Linked DNA regions of Homo sapiens: region 2 is linked to region 1. Evidence: chromatin loops called from intact Hi-C (ENCODE). Cell type or tissue: sigmoid colon. All regions are shown on one strand.

What was found. Hi-C counts contacts between places; a loop is a spot of excess contacts. Peaks named below come from ENCODE experiments on the same cell type or tissue, not always from the same donor. Only the 100,000 strongest peaks of a DNase experiment are listed, where the experiment ranks them.
Region 2: it touches region 1 in a loop (2.8-fold over the local background); 16 of 110 quality-filtered maps call a loop at or near these places.

What each region holds. Positions count from the first base shown.
Region 1 is chr12:26,026,439-26,031,438 of GRCh38, forward strand. The region is part of intron 2 of RASSF8 (Ras association domain family member 8); the gene reads left to right. Among named protein-coding and RNA genes, the nearest start is that of RASSF8-AS1, 69 kb to the left of the region's middle. In sigmoid colon, a CTCF peak has its summit at 2,981 (motif pointing left); no DNase peak of the experiment used is centred here.
Region 2 is chr12:25,583,156-25,588,155 of GRCh38, forward strand. It overlaps a transcript of LMNTD1 not described here. Among named protein-coding and RNA genes, the nearest start is that of LMNTD1, 32 kb to the left of the region's middle. In sigmoid colon, no CTCF peak of the experiment used is centred here; a DNase peak (open chromatin) is centred at 2,126.

The sequences.
Region 1 (5,000 bases):
TATTTTTTATTTTTTGAGATGGAGTCTCGCTTTGTTGCTCAGGTTGGAGTGCAGTGGCGTGATCTCAGCTCACTGCAACCTCCACCTCCCGGGTTCAAGTGACTTTCCTGCCTCAGCCTCCCAAGTAGCTAGGATTACAGGCACACACCACCATGCCCGGCTAATTTTTATATTTTTAGTTGGGACAGGGTTTCACCATGTTGCCCAGGCTGGTCTTGAACTCTTGACCTCAAGTGATCCGCCCACCTCGGCCCCCCAAAGTGCTGGGATTATAGGCGTAATATTAATTTTAAAAGGCAGCTAATAAGGAGTGTGAGTGAGATTGTGAAGAATAAGAACTCTCATACACTGTTGGTGGGAATGTAAAATATTACAGCTACCTTGAAAAACAGTCTGGCAGTTCTTGAAAATGTTACACATAGAGTTATCATATGACCCAGCAATTCTGCTCCTAATTACATACCCAAGTGAAGTTAAAATATATGTCCATGCAAAAAGTTGTACATGAATGTTCATAGCAGCATTATTCATAATAGCCAAAAATAGAAACAACCCAAATGATCTGAATTAATAGATGTGATATAACAATACAATGAAATATTATTTGGCAATAAAAAAATGAAATACAGATATTTACTACAATATGGATGATTCTTGACCACATGTATGATTTTATTTATATGAAATATCCAGAGTAGGCAAATCCATAGAGACTGAAAGGAAGTAAATGATCGCCTATGGCTGGGGATTTGATGGGAAATGGGCAGTGAATGCTAATAGGTATGTGGGTTATTTTTTGGGTAATGAGAATGTCCCAAAAGTAACTGGTGATAGTTCCATAATTTTGTGAATATATTTAAACTATCAAGCTGTATGCCTTAAAGTGAATTGTATGGCATGTTAATGATATCTCAGTAAAGCTGTTGTTTAAACAAACAAACAGAAGCTGGATAGCACCGATAATTCACCATGGGTATGATTTAGGCAAGAAAGACACTGAAGGGTCAGCAGGCCCTCACTTAAGAGTTGGCCTGACTATAAAAATATTGGCAGATGAATGGGTATTTATCTGGTTAAAGTTAAGTGTACAAAATGCTTTCATGTTTTCATGATTCACTGCTTTAACCTGCTTTTATGATTAACCAGCCAGTTACCAGTCTCAACTGTGCTAAGAGACTTCTGCTGTGTGGTTGTGGCCTTGGAGCTGAGAATTTCCTGGAGATTAGATTGGAAAGTTACTAATCATTAAGCCATTGATAAGATTAAACATTTATTAAGCACCTATTATGTGTTAGGCACATCAACATGTAGTTTCAGTTGTTGAAGCCATGAGTGTTACTTTGGTCACCTAGGGAGAGAGGGGATAGAATGAGAAGCATAGAGGACTGAGCCAGAAATTCAATAATGTTAGCCTGAAAAAGAACAGCCCAGAAGATGACAGAGGGGAATGACCAGATGGGTGGGAGAAGCCATGGAAAACGGGATGTAGAAGTCAGGACAAAGGAGTGGCTGTGAGGAACGTCAGCTGTGCAGATGCTCTGGGGACATCAAAGATGGTGCAAGGAAATAGGAAACAGTATGAAGAAAGCCCATGCAGCATCGGGGTCTTGGTGAACCTGTTGGAACTATGTCATTGGTAAAGCAGGGGACAGATTATAGTTGATTTGGGAATAATGTGGATGAATTATAATTAAAAGAATTTGAGACTGTATAAATTTAATTTGTGTGTTTTAAAAGTGTTTCACTCAGAACTTCATTTTCTTTCCCTGTACTCTTTGGAAGTATAGGTGATTTTATTTTCTAAAAGCCTTTTTCATTTTCTGAATATCTTTTAATGAGCGTACTTTTCCTATGTAGTTAGAGAAAAAAGTTGTTAGGTATCAAAAGATATGATGATGTGTGATAACCTTATTTGCCAGTGTGTTGGAATGTGAGACAATGAATTCTAACCAAGTATTTCACAAAGAAATTGCTAAGGACTTCTACTAGGCTGCTAAGTACCTTTTCTTTGGGATTTCCTTTGGTGCTACATGGAATAAATACTGTGCTTTGGAAGGTTGTAATTTCTTGGTAATCATAAATGTCTACATGTTCCTTGGCCACGTACATGAAATTATTAAAAACCACTCTAACCTTTGAATTTTACTTCTTGCAGCTACGGTAAGTGACAATAAATAGAATTGGGCCCTCTTAACTAACAGAATTGAAACAAAAGAGGTTGAAACTTTTGGTTGTCAGCTCCTTCTTGTATTATATGTAAGGAGGGGTGAATGAGGAAGAGTGTACTGGGTATATTTTGTATAAGGTGCTATGATGAATTAAAGGTCTCTTTATTATATGTAAGGAGGGATGAATGAGGAAGAGTATTTGCTGAGTATATTTTGTACAAGGCACTAGGATAGATTAAAGATCTCTTTCTCTCCAATTCTATTGTAAAAGTATATGTTGAATTCTGGAGGAACCCTGGCTAATTTGCTTTTTTAAAAAAAGCCAAATTTGGTGCACGATACTTAGGTTTGACATGCAAAACTAATTGAAAAAAGCCGTATAAAATTTTACTGCAGTGTTAGTTGAAGAATGTCCAGGAGTGGTTGTGTTTATGATAACAGTAAGAATTCTGGAAACCTCTTCCAGTTTTCTCCATTATCCCTCATTAGCATGGTGCTATTCCACAAGTCTCTCTTCTACCAGGGAACTGCATCCTGTCCCTCGCCCCTCAGTGATTTTTCTCATGTCTATCATGTAGATCACTTTAGCCTCTCAGGCTGTTTGCAGCTCTCCTCTTCTCCATTACCAGCATGTCTGCATTAGGGAGAGGTGTGGGGCAGGTCTAGCCTCACATATGTTTTAGCTGGGGAAAGAAGAACATTGACAACCCATGTTATTTTTTATTGTATTCCTTTAACAAATACACAGTAAGTGACAGTGCTTCAGAAGCCCTGCTTTTTAATCTGTCTGGGGAAGGGTGACCTCTGGTGGCTAAAACCATAAGCCCCAATTTCAAGAAACAAAAAGATTTCTTTTTACTGTTGTTTACATTATATTCATATGTTTATGTTTTGTCACTTTTTATAATGTACTATATATTCATTAGAAGTAAATCAGTGTCTTCTGCCACCGTGTTTAAATGCGGCATCTTCTGTTAATCATCAGCTGTGCTCTGTACTCATGATTGGCCTTAATTTGAGATCCAAAATATTTCCTTAACAGATTATTTTTTGTTCTGAGGAACAAGATCATTTCCTTGGCACTCTTTTGTTATTAAAACTTAAAACTTCTCTGTTGGTTTAAATGTTGACCATTATTATTATAACAGAAAAACAGTTTTACCCACTGGTTAAAGGAAAAAAAAATCAATCTCAAACTATGACGTCCGAGTTATACTCCTGGCTACTATTTATCTTTGAATCAGCCATCTAACCAACATTTAATTGGCTTGCTTCCTCAGAGATATTTATTCTTAACTTGTTTAGTCTGCCAGTAAATGACCACCAAATCGTCAGTTTTGTTTTTATTACAGTCTTTGCTGGTTTGCTTATTTGTGCATCACTTTATTTAAAAAGAGTTTAGGGCAACTAATTTATTTTTTGTAAAAATAAATTTTGAAATAAAATGTGGCAAAAAGATAAAGTATCTTTCTCTTGGGATTTTGATTATGATACCGTATGTCTAAATTGTCTCAAAGTTGATTTCAGTTCATTTGTTTTCTAGTATATAATTGATAAACATTATAGTGACTTGTATTAATTACACTTAGTGATAAAATAATTCTTAGTAGGTTTTTTTCCCCCCATGATCCAAATAATGTTTTATTCAGGAGAAAATAAAAACTCATTTTATTCAAAAGCCTTGGTTTTTAAGTATTTTCTGTGACAGTGTAAATCTTCCTTCTTTCTCATGGTTTATAAGCCCAGGTAGAGGGGCTACAAGAAGCAGAAACAAATTCATTCCATGTAATTGTGCTTGTTTTCAATGAAAGTTCTGCAGGGCTCTGTAGGATGACTTTTTAAAACCACTTGTCCGGATAAGATGGATTCTATTCCTTTTATTCCGGTATTGGGTTTTTGTCTATCACACATGGAAATGTTTTTACAGCCTGTGATGCTCTGCAGTGCTGTTACTAATGCCATAGTAAAAATGCTGAGATGTTGCAGTGCAACAGAAATTCCCACTTAGAAATACATGTTAGTCAAGTGAATAATATTTAACTTCTTTCTTTTCAAACCAAATAGACATCCCCGAAGTTATCTTTTTTTTTTTTCCTAAACTTAGATTTTAGTAGATAAGCAGCCCAGATTAACTTCTGGAACAAAGTTAGGACTTAAAAAGTATTTCCTCACCCATACTGTACCAGACAAGTGCCTGGTTTTGGGGCTAGGTAAATAAATATTTTAGGCTTTGCAGGCAATATGGTCCCTGTTGTTACTACTCAACTTCATTGTAGCACATGAGCAGCCATAGACAGTACGTAAATGAATGAACCCGACTGTTTTCAATTCAACTTTATTTACAAACCAGGTAGCGGGCCATAACTTGCAGACCCCTTCAAGATGGTCAGGAACAGTGAGTTGAAGCAGTAGGAAATATGATATTTCTTCTTAAATATGTCTGCAGCTTTTACTGCTGCAGCTTTCAGTATAAATGAAGACTCTTTACAGTTACGTAATGCCTGAGACAACAATCAAATAAGCTTTATTTTACAACTAGTAACTTGGTGCCAAATTTAACTTGTAGACTCCCCCTGCCCCATTTTTTTTTGAGGTATTATGAGGGTTTGTGATACTCTGCCAGTACATTGGGTTAGATTTCTGGATTACTTTGATTTTGCCAATTGTCAAACCTTTAAAATTCCAACACCCCAAGATGCTAGATTGTTTCAGTATTTTTTTTTCTAAACACTGCCATTTAACTTGGATTCTCAAAGTATATTTTGGCTCATCGTTACACGTGAGACCCATCCATCCTCATCATGATGGTGTGAAATCAGTGTAGAGTTCTTG
Region 2 (5,000 bases), 440 kb before region 1:
GGACTACAGGTGCCCGCCACTGCGCCTGGCTAATTTTTTTTTTTTGTATTTTTAGTAGAGACGGGGTTTCACCGTGTTAGCCAGGATGGTCTCCATCTCCTGACCTCGTGATCCACCCGCCTCGGCCTCCCAAAGTGTTGGGATTACAGGCGTGAGCCACCGTGCCCGGCCGGTAATGTTTTTAAAAAATTTTAGTAGAGCCGAGGTCTCACTATGTTGCCCAGGCTGGTCTTGAACTGCTGAGCTCAAGCAATCCTCATTCCTTCTGCCTCCCATAGTGCTGGGATTACCAGGCAACCACACCTGGCCAAAAATATCTTTAGACAATATAGGAACACAGATTTTATTTTTACCCTTTTTAATCCCCTTGCTCCTATTTGAGATATCATATCTCATTCTTAAATGTGCCTTGGATTTCCCCGTATCTTTTTGAATCTCAGTGATTCAATTCTAATATTTTGTCCTTGTAATCTTGTACCTGGGTTAATGCACCAGCCTCCGCTGGTAGAGGGAGCCACAAGTGCAGAGATCTGAGATAGGACCTGGCAAAGAGCCTAGTAAGGCTGGGAGAGGGAGCAGAGAGTGATGGGGATGGGCTTAGACAGTGATAAGAAATGAGTGAGAGGCGAAGGAGAGGCCAGAGCCTCAGGGTCTTATCAGTACAGGGGGAGGACTTTGGCTTTCCTCTGAGAGAGAAGGAAAATCACAAGCCAGGGAACCTTGAGCCAATGAGTGTCATGATCTGGCTTGTGTCTTTAAAGGACTACTTTGGCTTCTGTGTTGAAATTAAGAGAATAAGAAGCAGAGAGACCAGAGAAGATGAGACTGCTTCCATCATCCAGGGAGAGCCTATGGCACCAACCTCCAGAATGGTGGCAATGGAGGTGATGAGATGTGTTCGGACTCTGGATATAGTTTGAAAGCAAAGCTGGCAGAATTTGCTGGCAGATTAGATAGGAAGTGTAAGAGGAAAAGAGAAGACAAGATGACTCCAGGGATTTAGACCTGAGCAATGAGAGGAATTGAGCTGCCAATTTATATATATCAATAATATATGTGATGAATATATATGATGTATACAATATATTTATGATTTTTCTCACTTAAAGCACAATTGAAACAATCAAAAATTAACTTTGAGGTAGGCTAAGTGGTTGACCCAAGGTTGTCTTGCTAAGAAGGGACAAGCTTGGCCTTGAGCACTGCTCAGTGTAACCACTGAACCTGTACTCTTTAAGCTATGGCACATCAGCTCCTACACATACCTTTAGTTTTTGGTCAGCAAAAGTCCTATATGATGTTTTGACTTTCGAGAATTGACTTCTAATGCACGGATTTTATATGCCTGAGGACATTTTATAGACCTAATCAGGTATGCAGAATCCAGGTTGCCAGCTCTAGTCCAGAACTCCAGAACTCCAGGTCTCCCATCTTGCAAATGTGACTACATGTAATGCTTTGACAAATAGTAAAGAAACGCATTTTAACATCTGGTTTGACATCTGCAAAGAATGATTCCTTTTAAAATACAACTAACAGGGTTAAAACTTATTTGGAGACTTAAGGAACATAAAATCATAGCTTCAAAGTCGATTATATCATGATGGTATTATTTGCATTTGTTTTCTTTTGGCCACGTGGAAAATTTTCATCATAGACTGGGGTCTAATACTTATTCAGTAAGGAGTGTTTTTCCATGGCTGAAAAATACAAATTTGGTCCTAGAGGTCGTAGATGTGAGTTCTAAAATATTTTATTTATATCATATTTTCAAACTTTCTTTGCATCAAAAGAAATACTAGTTGAAACACTTCTCAAGTAAAACGGATTATACTTGCTGAAAGCATTACTGGTTTTTATTTAAGTTGCTGATTTTTTAATAAAGGGTCTGACCTTGAGGACAGCTGCCAGTTGGCAGAAAGCACAGAGGAGATGAGAAGAGAGTCTGGGGCCAAAATAAACACCCGAGTCTGACAGTTGTGTCCCATGGACTCTTTCATGTGTCTGTAAGACATTCAGGGTCTTGGATTTGAACATTCCTTCATAAAGGCTCACCCTCAGCAAACTCTCTGCTCTTCCAGTTTCATTGGCAGTCTAAAAACCTGGCAGCATCCTTGGGTTCTGCTTGTTAAGACTTGTGAAATACTATGGACTTGGGCTGCAACCTTCAGCTGAATTTAGATGTAGGAAATTAGCAATTACAAAGTGTTCTTTCTGCCAAAAATCACATGCTGCTGCGATTACCTTACTCTGTGATGAAACAGGTCATTTTAATCCTTTGTAGTAGGTGGAACATTATGTACTTAACCAACCAAAAGGAAAAAACTTCTTAACTCAAGGGAGATATTTTCAGCAACCACATGTAGGCTTATGCACATAATAGGAAAAGTAATCCTTTTCCCCCCAGGTAAAATCTTTTAAAGTAATTTTGAAATGCAATTGGCAAAACCCTCTTCACTTTAATAAAATACTTTGTAAATGTGCCAAAGTTTAATACCAACAGACCACACGAAACTAGGTTTCCAACAGCCAACTGAAGAGATGTGATGTCTAATTAGGAAATTGTGTTTTACCTGACCTTTAAGTTTTTGCCTCAATTATCTTTTCTCATTGGTGAGTTATGCATGGCTGGGGTGACACAAGGTTGTTCATTTTTTTGTGATGTTGATTAGCGTGGGTGATTGCTATGATTAGTGAATCCAAGAATTCTATAGCTGAATGAGATCACAAACATTAGCTAGTTCAACTTTCATATTTTACAGATGAAGAAACTAAGTCGCAAAGGATGAACTCACTTGCCCTCGGTCATTGGTCCCGTTGGTGACAGTTAGGTCTGGAATTCAGTTTTCCCATCTCACTGTCTTGAGTAGAAGGAAAAGGCCCAGTGTTCTATGTCATTTGGATGTTGGTGTCTTCCCTTCTGCTGGTAAGGATTATCTAAACCTTTGGAGGAAGCACTAGGGGAAGGGTAGTGTCAAAGGCAAGTAGATTTTATACAGTAAAAGTACTATTTGATTTTTTTTCTTGTTTTAATATTTGTTTTTTTTTCCCCTTCCGTTTGTTTTATGTTGAAAATTCCCCATGATGATACCTCTACCTACTCAGCTACTCAAGCCAAAAACCAAAAGCCATCACCCCATCCACTAGATCACCAACTCTTAACCACTCTGCTGCCTAAATAGCTCTCAGGTCCTGCTTCCCTTTCCATTCTCACCAACACTACCTTCATGCAGCCCTTGTTATCTCCCACTGAAATACTGCAGTAATCTTTTTATTGGTCTTCCTCACTTCCAATGTCTTATTTCTTAGTAGCAAAAACTGCCAGTTGTCCTCCACTTTCATTTTTTCTCCTCCCAGTTTACCTTGGGTTTGGGTGTGACCATGTGACTAAGTGCTGACCAACGGGAGGTAGGTTGAAAAGTCATGCGGCACTTTCTGAGGATCTTCTCAGAAAGACCATTGGCAGGCACAGTTTGCCCTCATTTGCTTTGTCCTTGCTTAAGCTTGCTGCATGGACTGTGGATGCCCTCCTAGACATTAGATTGGGGCTGACATGACAACCAACAATATAGGAAGGGGCTGAGTCTCTGATACGATGGTGAACTGGATCTCTGGACTAGCTTTTTAAGTGGTGAGTTACTGTCAGTCAAGCCAATCCTAACACTTAGTGTATAGCTGATGACCTAAATTCCACAACATCTTGGAGGTTATATTTCTAAAACACAAACTCCTTGACAAACCACATAGCATGCCCTTTGTGACCTGACTTAAGACTTCTCTGTAGCTTCATCTCTCTTCAGGCTTCCCCTTGTGATTAAAGATCCAGCAGCACTGAACCACATGTAGTTCACTTAACCCATTGTAAGCTCTGGCTTTTGCCCATCCTGTTTCTCTCAGCTGGAAAGTTTCTATTCAACCTCTTAAAACCATCTTGGATGGCTCCTTCTTCTGTGATGTCATTTCTTAACACACTGAACTCTAATAGAGTGAATTTATCTCTCCTCTATGTGATTTTCACCTGTTCTTGCTTCTATTATTGCCCCTGTACTCTATGTTGTCTGTACCTATGTCTTCTTTCCTGGATTATTTTCTGTGTCAGTTCGTTCTATTATTGCTATAAAGAAATACTGGAGGCTGGGTAATTTATAAGGAAAAGAGGTCTAATTGGCTCACTGTTCTGCAAGCTGTGCAGGAAGCATGGTGCCAGTATCTGCTCTGCTTCCAGGGAGGCCTCAGGGAGCTTTTGCTCACAGCAGAAAGGGAAGCAGGAGCAGGCACGTCATATGGCGAGAGCAGAAGCAAGAGAGAGGTGGGAGGGTGCTACACACTTTTAAGCAACCAGATCTTGTGAGAACTCACTCACTCTTGTGAGGACTCACTCAATCTTGTGAGGACTCACTCTTGTGAGGACAGCACCAACCGGATGGTGCTAAACCATTCATGAGAAATCTGCCCCCCATGATCCAATCACCTCCCAATGGGCCCTGCCTTCAACACTGGGGATTACATCCCAAAAAGAGATTTGGAGAGGGCATCCAACTATATCAACTACGAATCCATTGAAGAAGAAATCACTATTTTTTTCTTCTTTCTTCCTTTTTAATGGTTAAGGGAGGGCATATTGCCTAGGCCCTCAATAATTGTTTGTTGAACTGAAGTAATATGAATTAAATTCAGAGGGTATTTTAGGAAAGAAGATCAGAAACAAAAAAGCTAGGTGAATATCAGTACATTTTTTAAAAAAATTAACTCACTTATGTATAATTGGCAACATCCTTGGGCCCTAATTATTAATATTTACCAGGCACCATGGTCTTGGGCAGCAAATTTGTTTAGTTATAACTTGTCAAGCTGTTTCATACTAAGAATCAGAAGTTCTTCTAAGGTACGTAGTTAGGCTACTGGTATTAAGGAAAAAAGAAAATAAAAGAACTGGCCATGTCTCAGAGATAGTAAATGTGAAGTGTGGGTGTATAAAAGTTAATTACTGATTATACTAA